2 separate regions of the Homo sapiens genome follow, and region 2 is linked to region 1. The links are chromatin contacts, found by Hi-C or POLR2A ChIA-PET in ENCODE. All regions are on one chromosome and are shown on one strand. Each heading gives the region's core, a stretch centred on a gene start or an enhancer-like site at or near the end of the contact. The rest is flanking DNA. Distances are from core to core; before and after follow the strand shown. Region 1 has its middle 18 kb from the start of MLLT3. Region 2 has its middle 16 kb from the start of IFNB1.

Region 1 (6,996 bases), core at 2,844-5,343:
AACCGTGTCTTCCATAAGTTTTTGATTTAACACACACTTATATATGTCAGACACTGTTGTAAGCACTTTACAAATATTAACTCTTATTCCAACAATACCTCCATAATGCTGGAATACTTTTACTTCCATTTGAGACCTGAGCTAGTAAGTAGCAATGTTCTGGGGTGACCACTGTCCTTGTTTTAGTACTGACAAGTCCTGCATCCTTATAGAACTCCTCAGTCCCAGCACAACCAGCATGGTTGGTCATCCTAAAATTCAAACCCTGGCAATCTAATTCCATACTCCAGGCTATTAACATGTTTTCTCTCTTATAACAGTGCAGGGATAACTCTAGTAAATATAGAAACACCATGTGTAGAAATGGACCAAACAAAAGCAACCCTGAAATCTGGGCCTGCTACAAGATGCTCTACTTATAGACGCTACAAGTAGAAATTCACCTTCAACTCACCTAGTCTCCCAATAAACACTCTGGAATGTACTAGGGTTGATTTGCATCAGTTGCTTGCAGCTGGAGAGCTGCAAGGCAATTGCAGAATCTTCAGAAAGGCAGAGGGAGGAGCAGGGGGATTGGAAATCCTCTGATAAAATGGCTTAGAAGATGACTCACTCTTCCTAAGTAGGACCCAGTGGCGAACTTGAAAAGTCTGTAAATCCAACTGGGAGTACTTTATGTTGTTTTCTGCTTTGTCTGACTGTTTCTGTACATTTATATATTCATGGCTATTAAATAAACTTCCGTTGTCTGTGTCTTTTGGCCTTTTCCTTTCAATCACAGTAACAGCCTTGTTGTGACAGCACCACACTAAGAAGACTCTGTCAAGGCAGGGAGCCCAGAGGACAGAGAAAATGGCTGGGTTGTCCCATGGGCAGATGTGAAAAATACCCTAAAACCTCCTTCATGTGGTGAAGGATGCAAGTAAAAGATAGGAAATATATCAGCAGGGCCTTTGAGTCTAAGCTTATGCAATCACCTCTCAAATCACTTGCTTTTCTCTTCCACCTTGGCATTCCAGGAGGAGCATCACTACTCTCCACCTGTCTTCTTCTTTGGCCAATAGTAGGTAAAAAAAGAGCCAACAACAGAGTAGGATTCCTCTCCCCCCAATTCATATCTCGCTTCTCCTATAAAAAGACATAGAGAGAGGAAGAAACAATAAATACTATTTAAATAAATGATTGTGCTTGGTTTCTTCCACCTAGATTTTGTGTAGAACTACTTGCTGTGAGAAAGTAAAAAAAAAAAAAAAAAAAAAAAAAGCCTAATTGAGATTTGCATATTCAAATACAAGACAAGGAAAATGCACCCAATCTGAGATGGGAGCTTAGAGAAAGAATAACTGAGGCATTAACACTTGAGATGATACTGGAGGGTAAGAGTTTATCACAAGGATGAGGAGAGGGTGTCACAAGGATGAGAATGAAATTGGGAGCAAACATTTAACAGATATTCTTCCTTCAGCCTGGAAAGACACTAGGAAGGGTGGGGGTGGGGGGGCACTGAGAAAGGAGAAGGTATGGCAAGCTCAGTAGCTATACTTATTCTAAGGTCTGACTGAAGGAAAGTGTTGGGAGATGAGGAATCTCCTCAGAAAGGGTATTCTGTTCATGCTCAACAGATTAAGAGTTTTCTATGCCTGACAAGAAACCACTGAAAAAATTTGAGCAGAGGTATGATATAATCAGATCACAGTATGAGAATATTTGTCACAGTCCTCAGGAACGTGCCATGCAAAGCCATGGTTACTGGCAAACTAGTTATTAAATGGACCAGAAAAAGAAAAACAAAACATTGAAGAGCTCTTCAAAAGGGAATATGAAACCAATGAAAACGATGAAAATATTTAAATATATGAAACAACATAAGTCAAAAAATGTTAAGGCTGGGTGCAGTGGCTAATGTCTATAATCTCAGCAGTTTGGGAGGCTGAGGTGGAAAGATTGCTTGAGGCCAGAAATTAGAGACCGCCCTGGGAAACACAGAGAAACCCCGTCTCTACAAGGAATTTTTTTTCTTTTAATTAGCTGGGCATGGTGGTGTGCACGTGTAGTCCCAGGTACTCGGGAAGCTGAAGTGGGAGGATTGCTTGAGTCCAGGAGTTTGAGGTTACAGTGGGCTATGATAGTGCCACTGCACTCCAGCCTGGGTAACTGAATGAGACCTTGTCTCTAAAACTAAAAAGCAATAAATAAATAATAAATAAATCAATAAATAAATAAAAAGAGAAAATAAAGATTTTAAACTATGTAAGCTAAAAATGTACTTAAGGATGAAGAAGAGATAGTTCACAGAATGAACAAATTCTTGACCTCAATACTGATCCAGTAAGGATCAGGGAGCATGCATTTTCCAAACTGTCTCCAACAATAGCAAATAATGGTCAATGGCTGGATATTCTAAACCAATGTAAAGTAATGTATAGAAAAGTCATAAGGACTGGCTTTTGGTCTCTGATTGCCTCACTAAATAGCACTTTATTTTGTTTTTTATTTTAAAAAGTAGAATGAGATTTGTTTTAATCCTTAGCATATATGTTTATTGGGCTTTCTGCAGGTTATTGACTTTTTTTTAGAGACAATCTCACTCTATCCCCCAGGCTGGAATGCAGTGCTGTGATCATGGCTCACTGCAGCCTTGAACTCCTGGGCTCAAGTGATCCTCCCACCTCAGCCTCCCAAATAGCTGCCACTGCAGGTGCATGCCACCACACTCAGCTAATTTTTTAAAAAGATTTTTGTAGAGATAGGGTCTTACTATGTTGCCCAGCCTGATAGGTTTTTATTTATTTATTTACTTATTTATTGTCATAGGGTCTCACTATGTCACCCAGGCTGATGTACAGTGACATAATCATGGCTCACTGCAGCGTCAACCTCCTGGGCTCAAGTGATCCTCCCAACTCAGCCTCCTGAGTAGCTGGGACTACAGCCATGCACCACCACACCTGACAAATTTTTGTATTTTTTGTAAAGACAGGGTTTTGCCACGTTGCCCAGGCTGGTCCCAAACTCCTGAGCTCAAGCGATCTACCTGTCCCAGCCTCCCAAAGTGCTGAGATTACAGGTGTGAGCCACAGCTCCCAGCTCCAGGCTGGCAGGTTATTGACTTAAAATTTCAATTTTTACATTCTTTCCTAATGTTTCATCACAGTTTATTTTCTAAAACTGATATTCTATATATGGTTTTATTTAGTTTAATACTTGTTCATTGAGAAATATTTCTTGAATGCCTATTTTTTTTTCCTTAGGCCCTAAGGAACCAATAATTAATAAAGACAGATGGACAAATCTGGCTGCTGTCTTTATGGAGTTTACAGTCTAGTGGAAAGCAAACAATTATAATGTTATATGTGTAAAGAACATGACAGAAACTCAGCTTGCCTACCCAATATTTATTCGCCACATCTTTCTTGTGAAGAGAATCCCAGCTTAGTTAGGGGTAAGCAACATGCCCAATTGTAGCAGATTGTATTTCCCCAAAATGGCCACAGTAATATTTTGTTTTTTGTTTTTTTTGTTTTTGAGATGGAATCTCAGTCTTGTCGCTCAGGCTGGGGTGCAGTGGCACGATCTCGGCTCACTGCAACCTCCGCCTCCCAGGTTCAAGCTATTCTCCCGCCTCAGCCTCCTGAAGTAGTTGGGATTACAGGCATGCGCCACTACATCTGGCTAATTTTTGTATTTTTTCAGTAGAGACGGGGTTTCACCATGTTGGCCAGGCTGGTCTCAAATTCCTGACCTCAAATGATCCACCTGCCTCGGCCTCCCAAAGAGCTGGGATTATAGGCGTGAGCCACTGGGCCCAGCCCACAGCAATATTTTGGTCCACTTGCTCTTCCATACCTCGCCACCCCCAGATCAAGTTGTAAAATCGACTTCTCTTCCCCTTTAACCAGGCAGACCTTTGTATTTTCCACAATGAATAGAATACAGCACAAGTGATAATGTGTGACTTCCAGGTCATAAAAGGCGATATGGTTTCTACCTCAGTCTCTCTTGGGACCCTCACCCTTGGGACTCAGCTATCGTGGTGTGGGAATCCAAGAACCCACATGAAAAGCTCATGTGTAGGTGTTCTAACCACAGTTCCAACTGTGTGAGTCTTCTTGGCCGGCAGCCAGCAACAATTGCCTCTAGGCTGATGCCAAGTGAAGCAGAGACAAGCTGTCTCTGCTAAGCTTTGCCCAAATGGCCTATTTGTGAGAAAAACACATTTTCATTCTAAGCCATTAACTTTTGAGTTGGTTTGTTTCACAGTAATAGAAACCTGGAAGATCTGCTTAAAAAATTGCTTTACCCAGCCTTCCTGGCAGATTGGTTAGGCATGTGACATAATTTTGACCAATGAGATAGAAAGAGAAGCCCATGGGTGAGGCTTCTGAGAAAGACTCAGCAGATACATGACTGTAAGATCTGGACCCTTTGTTCCTCCTTCTGCCTACGGCGCAGTGACAGCTAGAGCTCCAGCACCATTTTGTAAGAATGAGAACAAGAGCCACACTTTAAAGATTCCAGGACAGACATGTAGAAAAGGTGCTCAGCATTTTTAATCATTAGGGAAATGCAAGTGAAAACTGCAATGAGAAATCATTTCACACTTCTAAAAGGACAAACATTAAAAAGATTGACACACTAGATTTTGATGTGGATGTGGAACAAGTAGAATTTGCATACATTTCTAGTTGGAGTATAAAATAATACCAATCTTTGATAAACTGTTTAACAGTTTCTAATAAAGATAAAAATATACCTATTCTATGATCCATCTGGATTCAACTTCTAGGTGTTTATGAAACATAAAGACATATCTTCACAAAAAGACTTACGTAAGAATGTTCATAGTAGATTTATTTGTTATAGGCCAAAATAGGGAATAGTCCGTATGTCCACCAATATGAAAATTGGTAAAATGGATAAATTGTGCCACATATACTACATTGGAATACTGTTCAGTAATAAAATAAGAATGAACTACTCATATATGCAACAACATAAATGAATCTGAAAAACGTTATGTTGAGCAAAAGAAGCAAAATACATGAATATACATATACTATCTGATTCTACTTACATGGCATTCCAACACATGCGAAACCAATGAATTGTGGTAGAAATTAGAACAGTAACTGCATTTTAGAGGAATTGACCAAAAAGGCACAAAGGAATTATTTGGGGTGCTGGAAAAGTTCTACTTTGGAAACCAGTTGGGATATTGGTTACCCAGAGGTATACAGTCATCAGAATTCATCAGACTACTCACTAAGTTATGTATACTTTACTAGATGTATATTATAAAACATTAGTTCACTAAAAATAAATATGGTCATACTTTTCAATGGCTTATTTACTAGTGAGATCCACTGAAAGGAGCTATGACTTAAATATTATTGATTTGCTGTGATAGCTAACTTACAGCAGCAATGTTTAAACTAATACTAGGAATGAAAATATTTTGGTGACCAGGTCTCACCTACAAGTAAAATACTATCTCCAATTCGTTTACCCAAAACAAATATATTCTATGTTCTACATCAAAACATGTTCAACATGTTTTATTTCTCCTTTTCCCAAGCTAAGATAACCATAACAAGGTTATTTAGGCAAATCCCCATACCAGCAACTGACAGGGTTTCTTGATAAAGGTGATATCTCAGCTGAGATCTGGGTTACAGAAGGATTTATCAGCCAAAAAGGAAGAGAGAGAACAGAAGTAAAATGAAGCCCCAGGGACAAGGGAAAAATACACACACACACACACACACACACGCACACACACAGGAGAGAGAGAGAGAGAGAAAGAGAGGTGGAGAGACAAGCAGGCAGTCAGAAACAGAGAGATAAAGAAACTGAAAGATGGTCAGTGTCCATTGAAAAGGCTTAAACAACTATCTAAACAGGAGAAATAGTGCTTGATTGAGAAAGAACACAGAGAATCTTGAGAAGTATCTTCATCTGGATGGTGGTTAAATGGGTATGCACATATGTAAAACCCATTAAACTTTACATTTATATTAGCACACTTCACATATTTACTGTACATATGTTATACTTCAATTTCAAAAACAGAGAGGACTGAGTCCTAGACGACAGTTAAAAGGAGGTATGTGGAGAAAAGTGGCTAGAATGGAGATCTGTTTAGGTGGTAGATTTGATTAGGCCTGGTGACAGTTTGGATGAGAGAGGGAAGAATATAAGTATGAGACACCTTCACTTCTGAGTTGGGCAGCTGGTTGAATAATGGTGCAAATAACCTAGATAGGAAGGAGGAAAGTTTAGGGAATGCGGAATGGTCAGCTTTGGACATGTTAGGGTTCTGAATAACATCTAAATAGAAAAAGCATCTTTGTTAGTGTGGCTGGTAACACAGGAGCGCAGTTAAATATTTGTGGAATAAATAAATGCTCAGTAAACAGTTGAATAACTAGGTGTGAACATCAGGAGAGAAATCTGAAGTAATGAGACATATTTAGTAAACCTTAGTGTTAGAAAGTGCTGTTTTTCTATACAATAGAGCTTTAGCTGGGCACACGATTCCCCAAATATAGACTACATTTCCCAGCCTCTGTGCAGCTAATTGTGGCCATATGATTAGGTTCTCATTTGTGGGATTTATTAGAAATGATGTTTTCACTTTCTCAATTATGCCTTTTGTAGGAAAGAAGCATGTCGCTGCTTCCCATGGGGTTGAATGCAAATATGATAGTGAGGTCATTTTGACCACATGGATGAGGGTCGTACCCAGTGGCTGTCATACATTAAAAGGACCTCAGGTTCTCTAACCTACTGGGCCACCATATTATTCCTGGACAATATACACAAAATATTACATGAGAAATAACTCTTTATCTTATTTGAGTATTTTTTGTCTCTTGTTACCTCATTCTAGCCTTTATCCAAGCTAATCCAACTATTATTAAAACCAGGGGAGAATGTGACTAATGAGAAGTATCAGGAGAGTGTGGAATTGTGAAGGCTAGGGAAAAGGACAAGAAA
Region 2 (7,633 bases), core at 4,754-7,253, 460 kb after region 1:
CAACTGAGCATTTTATAGAAGTCTATTTTCTCTCATTTCTTAGCATATCAGTTATACTTGTTGCTATTTTTATTTTGAAGAAACTGTTATGTGTTAAGGATTTTTTAAAAAGTTTTTATTTTACCTTCACTTATTTCTTCTCTGAGAAATTTGCTTTATTTAGATCTAAGTTTCTGATCTATATCATTTTCCCTCTCTCTAAAAAAATTTCTTTTAAAATTTATTGCAAAGCAAGTCTACGGGTAACACATTCCCTCAATTTTTGTTTGTCTGAGAAAGTCTCTATTTCTCCTTCACTTTTGAAGGATAATTTGCAAGATACAGAATCCTAGGTTGGTGTTTTTTTTCTAAATTCTTGAGGTAAGGTATTTTTTTTCCTCTGGTTTATTTCAGGATATATTCTTTACCTTTGATTTTCTGTAGTTTGAAATGATATGCCTATGTGTAATTTTTCCAGCATTTATCCTAGTTGGTGTTCTCTGTGCTTCTTGCATCTGTAGTTTGATGTCCGACATTAATTTGAATAAATTCTCAGTCATTGTTGTTCAAATATTTCTTCTCTTTCTTTCCCTGTTTTCTTTTTCTGATATTTCCATTACATGTATGTTACACATTTTGTAGTTATCTTACAGTCTTTGCAATTCTGTTCTCTTTTTTTCCTAGATCTTATTCTCTTTTCTTTTCAGTTTTGAAAGTTTTCATTGATAAATCCTCATGCTCAGAAATTTTTTTCTTCAGCTTTGTCTGGTCTACCAATAATAACATCAAAGGCATTTTTCATTTTTTGTTTGATTTCTGAGAACTTCTGTCTAAACTCAGCTTCCAGTACCATAGCAGCTAGCAGCCTTGCCCTAATGGGAAATGAAAGGAAACTGGTCGTGGGTGTTCACAATTTGCCATTCACGAGGCAGTTCTTTTTCCTGGCAGATGGAATAATGGTTAGATATCCAACCCATGACCAGCGGATCCCTCACATGGGAAACCTGTTTATACTGGCAGATGCCTGTGTGAATTTTTTCTCACCTGTGCACAGCTTATGCCTGCCTGACCATCTCCCTGGTCCTAAGAGCCTGAACTTGTCTTCTCCCCAGCCACCCAGAAAAAATCTGGCATGGGGCAACTCCTACTTCTTCAAATTTAGTACACCACCACAATAGGCAAGAAGTTCAAAGACTTTTCTTATAGCTACTAGGAAGGAAAGGTGTAATGAGGCAGGAATGAAGAGTTAGGCAAAGAACGAGAGAAATCACGAGGGCAACTGGCAGAATATATAAGGGAATAGGGTATGTGTCACTTTAAGTTCACAGGAAAATGCTTGAATGATTTACAGGAAATGGCCAGAAAGCAGGGAGCCCAGTCTGCTAGGTGGGAGAGATGCCACTAAGTTCTTCTCTCTGACCACTGACTTAGGCCATTTGGGTGTAGTGTAGAACTATAAACTGTGCCAAGGGTGACTGAGCCCTGCTTTGGTATGACAAAGTTAAACTTAGATTCAAAATGGATGCTGAGGCAACATAAAATTATAAGATTCCACTACACTGTCAGACTGTTTTTGATCTTTAGCATTTCCTTTTTGGTTCTTTCTTTTCTTTTCTTTCTTTCTTTCTTTTTTTTTTTTTTTTTGAGACAGACTCTTCCTCTGTCACCAGGCTGGTGTGCAGTGGCACGATCTTGACTCACTGCAATCTCCACCTCCAGGGTTCAAGTGATTCTCCTGGCTCAGCCTCCCAACTAGCTGGCACTACAGGCATGCGCCACCACACCCAGCTAATTTTTTGTATTTTGGTAGAGAAGGGATTTCACCATGTTGGCCGGGATGGTCTCGATCTCCTGACGTTGTGATCCGCCCACCTTGGCCTCCCAAAGTGCTGGGAATTACAGGCATGAGCCACCGCACCCAGCCTTGGTTCTTTCATAGGCTTTCCATCTCTCTGGTTGCATTGCCCATCTGTTCTTGCATGCTGTCTACTTTATCTGTCAGAGCACTTAATCATAGTTTAAAATTCCCAGTCTGATAATACCAACATCACTGCCATGTCTGGTTCTGATGCTTGCTCTGTCTCTTCAAATTCTGTCTTTTTGTATTTTAGTATGCTTTGTTATTTTACTACTGCAAATAGGCCTTTAAAAATGTGACAGTAAGGTATTAGGAAGGGGAGGTGTTCTCTAGTCCTACCAGTAGGTCTCTGTTTTTAGTGAGCCTGTGCCTCTGGACTGTGAACTTCGAAAGTGTTTCTGTGTCCTCCCTCCCCCTTTAGGTGGAGCAGGATGGCTAGAACTGGCTGGAGTTGGGTATTTTTCTTCCTTCAAGTCAGTTGAAAATAGGCTCTAATAAAACTCCAGGAGATTAGATTCTAGTCAACTAGCTTTTTCTGACTGCAGACCTTGTTAAGAGGAATGGAGTGCATCCAAATATTCTCACCTTTATTGCTGGAAGCACTAGAGAATTTTTCTCTGATATTTCCTGTGAGAACCAGCTAAATCACCTAGACATAAAATGCAAAAAGTATGAGGACCCTCCTATAACTAAGTCCTCTTGAGTTTTTAATTCTCAGTTGTCCACACTGAGCCTTCACCAATTCATCAATTATAGTCCAGGTTTTCCTGGTTCCCTTAGTGGTTTCCACTGGTGAATCTCTGTTCTGGTTTAAGCTATAACTCTCCAGATTTGCCTGCCCGTTTCTCCAATCTTGGAGGTAGTAATTGTCTCTGTGTCCTCACTTCTCATGGATCCAAACAGAGTTTTTGGATTTTACGTCTGTTCAGCTTGTTAGGCCAGAGTGGCCATTTCCAAGCTCCTTACATGTAGAAGTGGCTATAATTGAATTTTTAATTCAATTAAGAGGATCAAAAAACCAATGAAAACTATTATATTACTACATAGTTATTTCTAAATTGAGAGTGATTTTTTTTTAACCTTGATCACCAATGAAGATTAATCAACTTCTCTCATTTTTTATTTTTGTAAGTGAGCAGGGGACATTTAAGCACATGGTGGGTGGTAAGCATCATTAAGGTGGGAAATCAGACTGCAACAGGATGCTATAAAGGCCAGGACAAGGCAGTTATTTCTTTCACCTGATAAATACACAGTCATTTATTTAATGAATATTTATTATTAATTAATGTATTAATGAATATTAAGTACTTGGTAAATAATATTTATATTTTTATAGGATATTTAATAATATATATTGAGCATTCCATAAATAGAAATAGTGAATATTAGAATATTATTGGGCTATTCTAAAAATGTCTTTCAAAAAAGTTATGCTGTTGGCTTGATATATGTATTGTGCATTGTTTCTGAGTTTATTCCAATGTATTTTATGCTTTATTATTGTTATATTTTGAAGAGAAAGTTATTTTTTCATTACCTGTTCTAATTTTTAATGGGACCAATTTTCATTACATTTCAGGTATATGTGTCTTTCTGTTATTTTAAGTGAACATTTAAAACTTCCTGAATTATAATACTAATATGACAAATATCAATAAATAGAAACACATGAGCACAATCTTTTTGGATGTGTCCACAATTTTTAAGTGTCGATGGCTTCTGAAACCGAAACAGTTGAGAACTGCTGATGTTGATAAGATTTACAAGAGCCTATTTAGGTGGTTAATTTGGCATATAATAGTATTAATCTCTAGTTTTATTGGTTGTCTTCTCTAAATCACAGGAAAACAAATGTGGAATTTTCCTGACCATGGGTAGTGACTGTGGTGTAGCTTCAGATTGCATTTGGAGAAAAGTCCATTGGAAAAGCATGGGGAAGGGAGGTAATGAGGACGCAAAAGGCAGAAGAGCTTCGTTCAAAAACAGTACCCTCCACAATAATAAAATGAAGGGTAATCTCACCAAAGTCTTAATTACATTGGAAAATTTTGCTCAGTGACCAAGAAAGTTCCTGTGAAACTTGGGAATTACAAAGGAAAAGCCTAAGTTCAGGGGAAGGAAAAAGAAGAATTGTTTTTCTCTCTTCAACCTGCTGTTTCCCTCTCACCCTCATTCAGTTCCTGAAGCTGCTTCTTTCCATGCTGGGCTTTATAACCGCAAGCCAACAGCTAGTTGGGTAGGGAATCCACCTTCAGACCTCCGACCTCGTGTGAAGAGGCAGAGCATGCCGCTGAGATCTATGTGCCACTGGTTTCAGACATTTCTCTGTTCCTTTTCCCTTTCCCACATCCTGGATGTCTTGTCATAGTCAAAGGCCTTTGACTAGATCCATTCGTTAGTTTCCGTTCTGTCACCTAAGAATCCAGGAGAGACTAGGCCACTTCACGGGGGCTCTGCCTGTCTTGTTAATGTCGGGATTCCTGACATGATATTAAAATAACGGCACCTTGGACATTGAGAAAACTGCAGAATCAAGAAGGTCATTCACTGACTTTGTCTCACCTTTCTTTGTGAAAGCTGGTCATAAGATAATTATCTGTCCTATCTCCCCTGAAAGTATGTCGTAAGACCCCCATGTGACAGGTGTCCTTCCCTGCTTCTGGAGGAAAGGAATAAAGACACAGGGACACCAAGAATAATCTGAACAGCAGGCCTTCCTAAGTCCCCCCTCAGTTTATTAACAATACTTCATATCCCCTTTGTGTCCAATATGCTTTTACATGACTGTCCATTTTTCATTAAACCTAAGCATAAAAATAGACAGTTTCTCTGGGTCTTTGGATCTTCATTTCTAAAGCCTCTTGTCTCCCATGAAAATTAGTTTAAAAAATTAGTTATGGTTTTCTCTTGTTAATCTTCTTTTATTATAGGGGTATTAACCATGAACCTAGCAATAGGTGAGAAAAGGCACTACTTTTTTTTCCCACACTAATGACAACTTCTGCCTTATGCAAACACAACCAGAGGGTCCTACAGTCTTCACCGCCAGCCACAGTTGGAATGGTCTCATCAATGGATTGATGGCCCAGGGACGCACAAGGGCTGTGCTGAGGCTCAGGAAACAATCCCCCAAAATGACGGCCACAGAAGCAGCCTCAGAAGCAAAACTTTCTCTGACTTTCTCCTGCCCTTCTCTCTGTGGCCCCTTATTCTCTAGAATCTCTCTAGAATCCCTCTTCCCAAGGCAGGCCATAGAAACCAGAATTCCCTTCCCCAAAGCCAGCCATAAAACCTAAACATATTACTTCAACCTCCTCCTTGCCTTTCTGTGTAAAAGCTGACCATAAGGAAATTATGTGACCTGCCTTATCTGATGGTAGAATATAACTCCATTCAGAGAGGGCCCTGCCCCATTCCCAGAGTAAGGAATGTTGCACAAACAAACCCAGAAGAATCTAGACAGACAGGCCTTGCTAGGCTTCCTCACTCAGTCTATTAGCATTAGATCATGCCCTTTTTGTCCAGTCATTTTTCTACATAGCTGTCCAATTCTTCATTAACCTAAGCATAAAAATGGTATCTTTGGGCTTTCATTCTGAAGGCTCCCATGTCACATGAAACTACTATACAATTAATTTGTATGGCTTTTTGCCTATTAATCTGCCTTTTGTCAGATGATTTTTCAGTGAAGCTTCAGAGGTCAAAGGGCTAATTTTCCCCTGGCCCCTACAGCTGCCCACCCAACATTTCTTACCAGGTGCTACCTGGACTCCCTCTGCTAGAAGCTCCACATTGGCCCTATCCAATACAGTCTTCAGTCACCCTCCAGCCTGGGTTTACTTTTCCCTTTGGATACCAGGCATTTCTCTGAGCTGTATGTTATTTAATCCTCACAACCATACTCAGGGGTAAATGCAGCCAGGCCTAGGGTTAAGAAGAGAATACACAGACAACACACTTACAGCAGCTGCTGAATAAGCACCAGCTCCATTCCCTTCACAAACACGTGGACATGTCTATTTTTGGTTTTTCTGTGGGTGCTTCCTATCTTGGAAGCAGTTTCTGGTGCTTCTACAAAGTGAAACCAAAACCCTGTACATCATTAAAACTTACAACCAATTACATTTTTATTTCATCATCAGGGGCTGTACGATGAACCAGGTGGTGCAAAAATAACAATGAGGGTGATGCAACAAGTGAAAAGGAAACTAAATGTGAATTGTCGAATTGGAATTGAAGAATGGAGCGGGTATTCCCCTTTGCCCTGGTGCTTGCCTGAGGCAAGTGCTGCTTATCTTCACAAAGCAGAAGATTCTTCTGGCTGCCTGGAAGATGCCTCTGTTATTTTAGTGAAAACATTTAGCTCCTCGAAAGGTAGAGAGAACCAAGAGGTAAAGTGTGCCATTGTAGACAGCTGGTGTGTGTGCCAGGTAGCAGTGCTTCTGTCTACATCCTGGGATATTTGCTGCGAAATGATTGGCTCAGTCACCAAGTGAATGGCTCTTTCTGCCTCTCCCTTGTGAGTAGTTGAGCTGGCATTAAAAAGTTCCTGGCTAGTTCTTTTGAAATTACCTCACCTTCCTGCAGACCTAGAACATTAGGGAATAATCCTCTAATCAGTTTCAAATAGGAGAGCTCACATGTAAGCAGCCTTATTTAAGTGCCAGGCATCATTCTGAGCATGTTATATAAATTAAACAATTAATCCTCACCACAGTTTTATGAGGTAGGACTGTGGTTATCTTAATTTTACAGATAAGGGAACTGGGCAACGAGAGGTCTGTTTCCTTTCCCCGTTATGACATCCCAAAATAGCATTTTGCTCCTTGAGTTCTAGTAGGAACATTCAAGGCCTGGTTGGCCTTTCCCATCTCTCACTCTGGACCCCTGGAGGGAAGAAAACTTGGTCTTATTCCTAGCTCTCATTTTTCACTTATTTCTTATTTTTAGAAAATGTGCAATTCTGCCAACTCTTTGCTTTAGCTCTTGCTTTCAAATGACTTGCACATCTCTGTCCTTTCTCCCCTTTTCCAAAATTTTCAATGTCATTTGCATCCTTCCATCAGTTCTAAAATGCTAGTTACTTGTGGATGTCTCTCCATTTTACGCCCTGTTCTGAGCCTATGGCTCTTTGCAAATTCAGCACTTGCGGAACACTCATCATTCTGTTCGGTAATCGATGTTTTGTTTTATCCTCTCTTTTCCAGAAGATTCGTGTTTTAAATCTGAACTTTGTCTCCCCAGTCATTAGCACAGTAGCCAATGGTAAAAAGTTAAGTATTGTTTATTGAATAAATATAATGCTGCAATATATGCTTCAATGAGTTTGTGACTGTCAGATATCAAGGAGTTGTCTTGGCAATGTTTGCTGAGGGTTCATTTAATGAATTCTCTTGACAAGAATTTGAGCTCCACCTATCTCATGAGCACATTGATGGGCAATGTGAACAAAGGGAAAATAAAATTCAAAAGAGAATACAATTTATGTTGAAAAGAACATTAAATATTATTTTAGATAAATGTAGCCCCAACACATGTGAGTCTTCTTGCCCCTTCTCTGACTCTCTTGGCATCCAAAAGAAATGCAAATCCATAATCAAAAGTCTTTAAATTTTAATATAGTTCCTCATTAAGGCCCTTGAAGAGACAGCAAAGTGGCAAATTATGTCATAAGTCTATTCAGTAAAACATACTTAGTTCCCGTTTTAACAGGAAATAGAAGCAAATGGAAAACTAACCAATTCATTTTATGAGAATAAAATCATACAACGCAGATAATAAGATCAGCCAACA

The links. Hi-C counts contacts between places; a loop is a spot of excess contacts on that map. ChIA-PET counts read pairs that join two places held with the same protein, here RNA polymerase II (POLR2A). Pooled maps may share reads with other maps.
Region 2: a pooled map shows a loop between it and region 1 (4-fold over the local background). The contact joins two enhancer-like sites. A Hi-C loop is called at or near these places in 1 of 168 maps with a recorded cell type or tissue (GM11168) and 5 of 50 pooled maps. POLR2A ChIA-PET finds 5 or more read pairs at or near these places in 1 of 52 experiments (activated T-cell).

What each region holds. Positions count from the first base shown.
Region 1 is chr9:20,636,523-20,643,518 of GRCh38, forward strand. No RefSeq gene overlaps it. Among named protein-coding and RNA genes, the nearest start is that of MLLT3, 18 kb to the left of the region's middle. Within about 2 kb of position 4,094, at least 2 of the 41 ENCODE cell types and tissues checked have a DNase peak (open chromatin) inside an H3K27ac peak, as active enhancers do.
Region 2 is chr9:21,090,493-21,098,125 of GRCh38, forward strand. No RefSeq gene overlaps it. Among named protein-coding and RNA genes, the nearest start is that of IFNB1, 16 kb to the left of the region's middle. RefSeq lists enhancers at 5,831-6,100, 5,998-6,292. Within about 2 kb of position 6,004, at least 10 of the 41 ENCODE cell types and tissues checked have a DNase peak (open chromatin) inside an H3K27ac peak, as active enhancers do.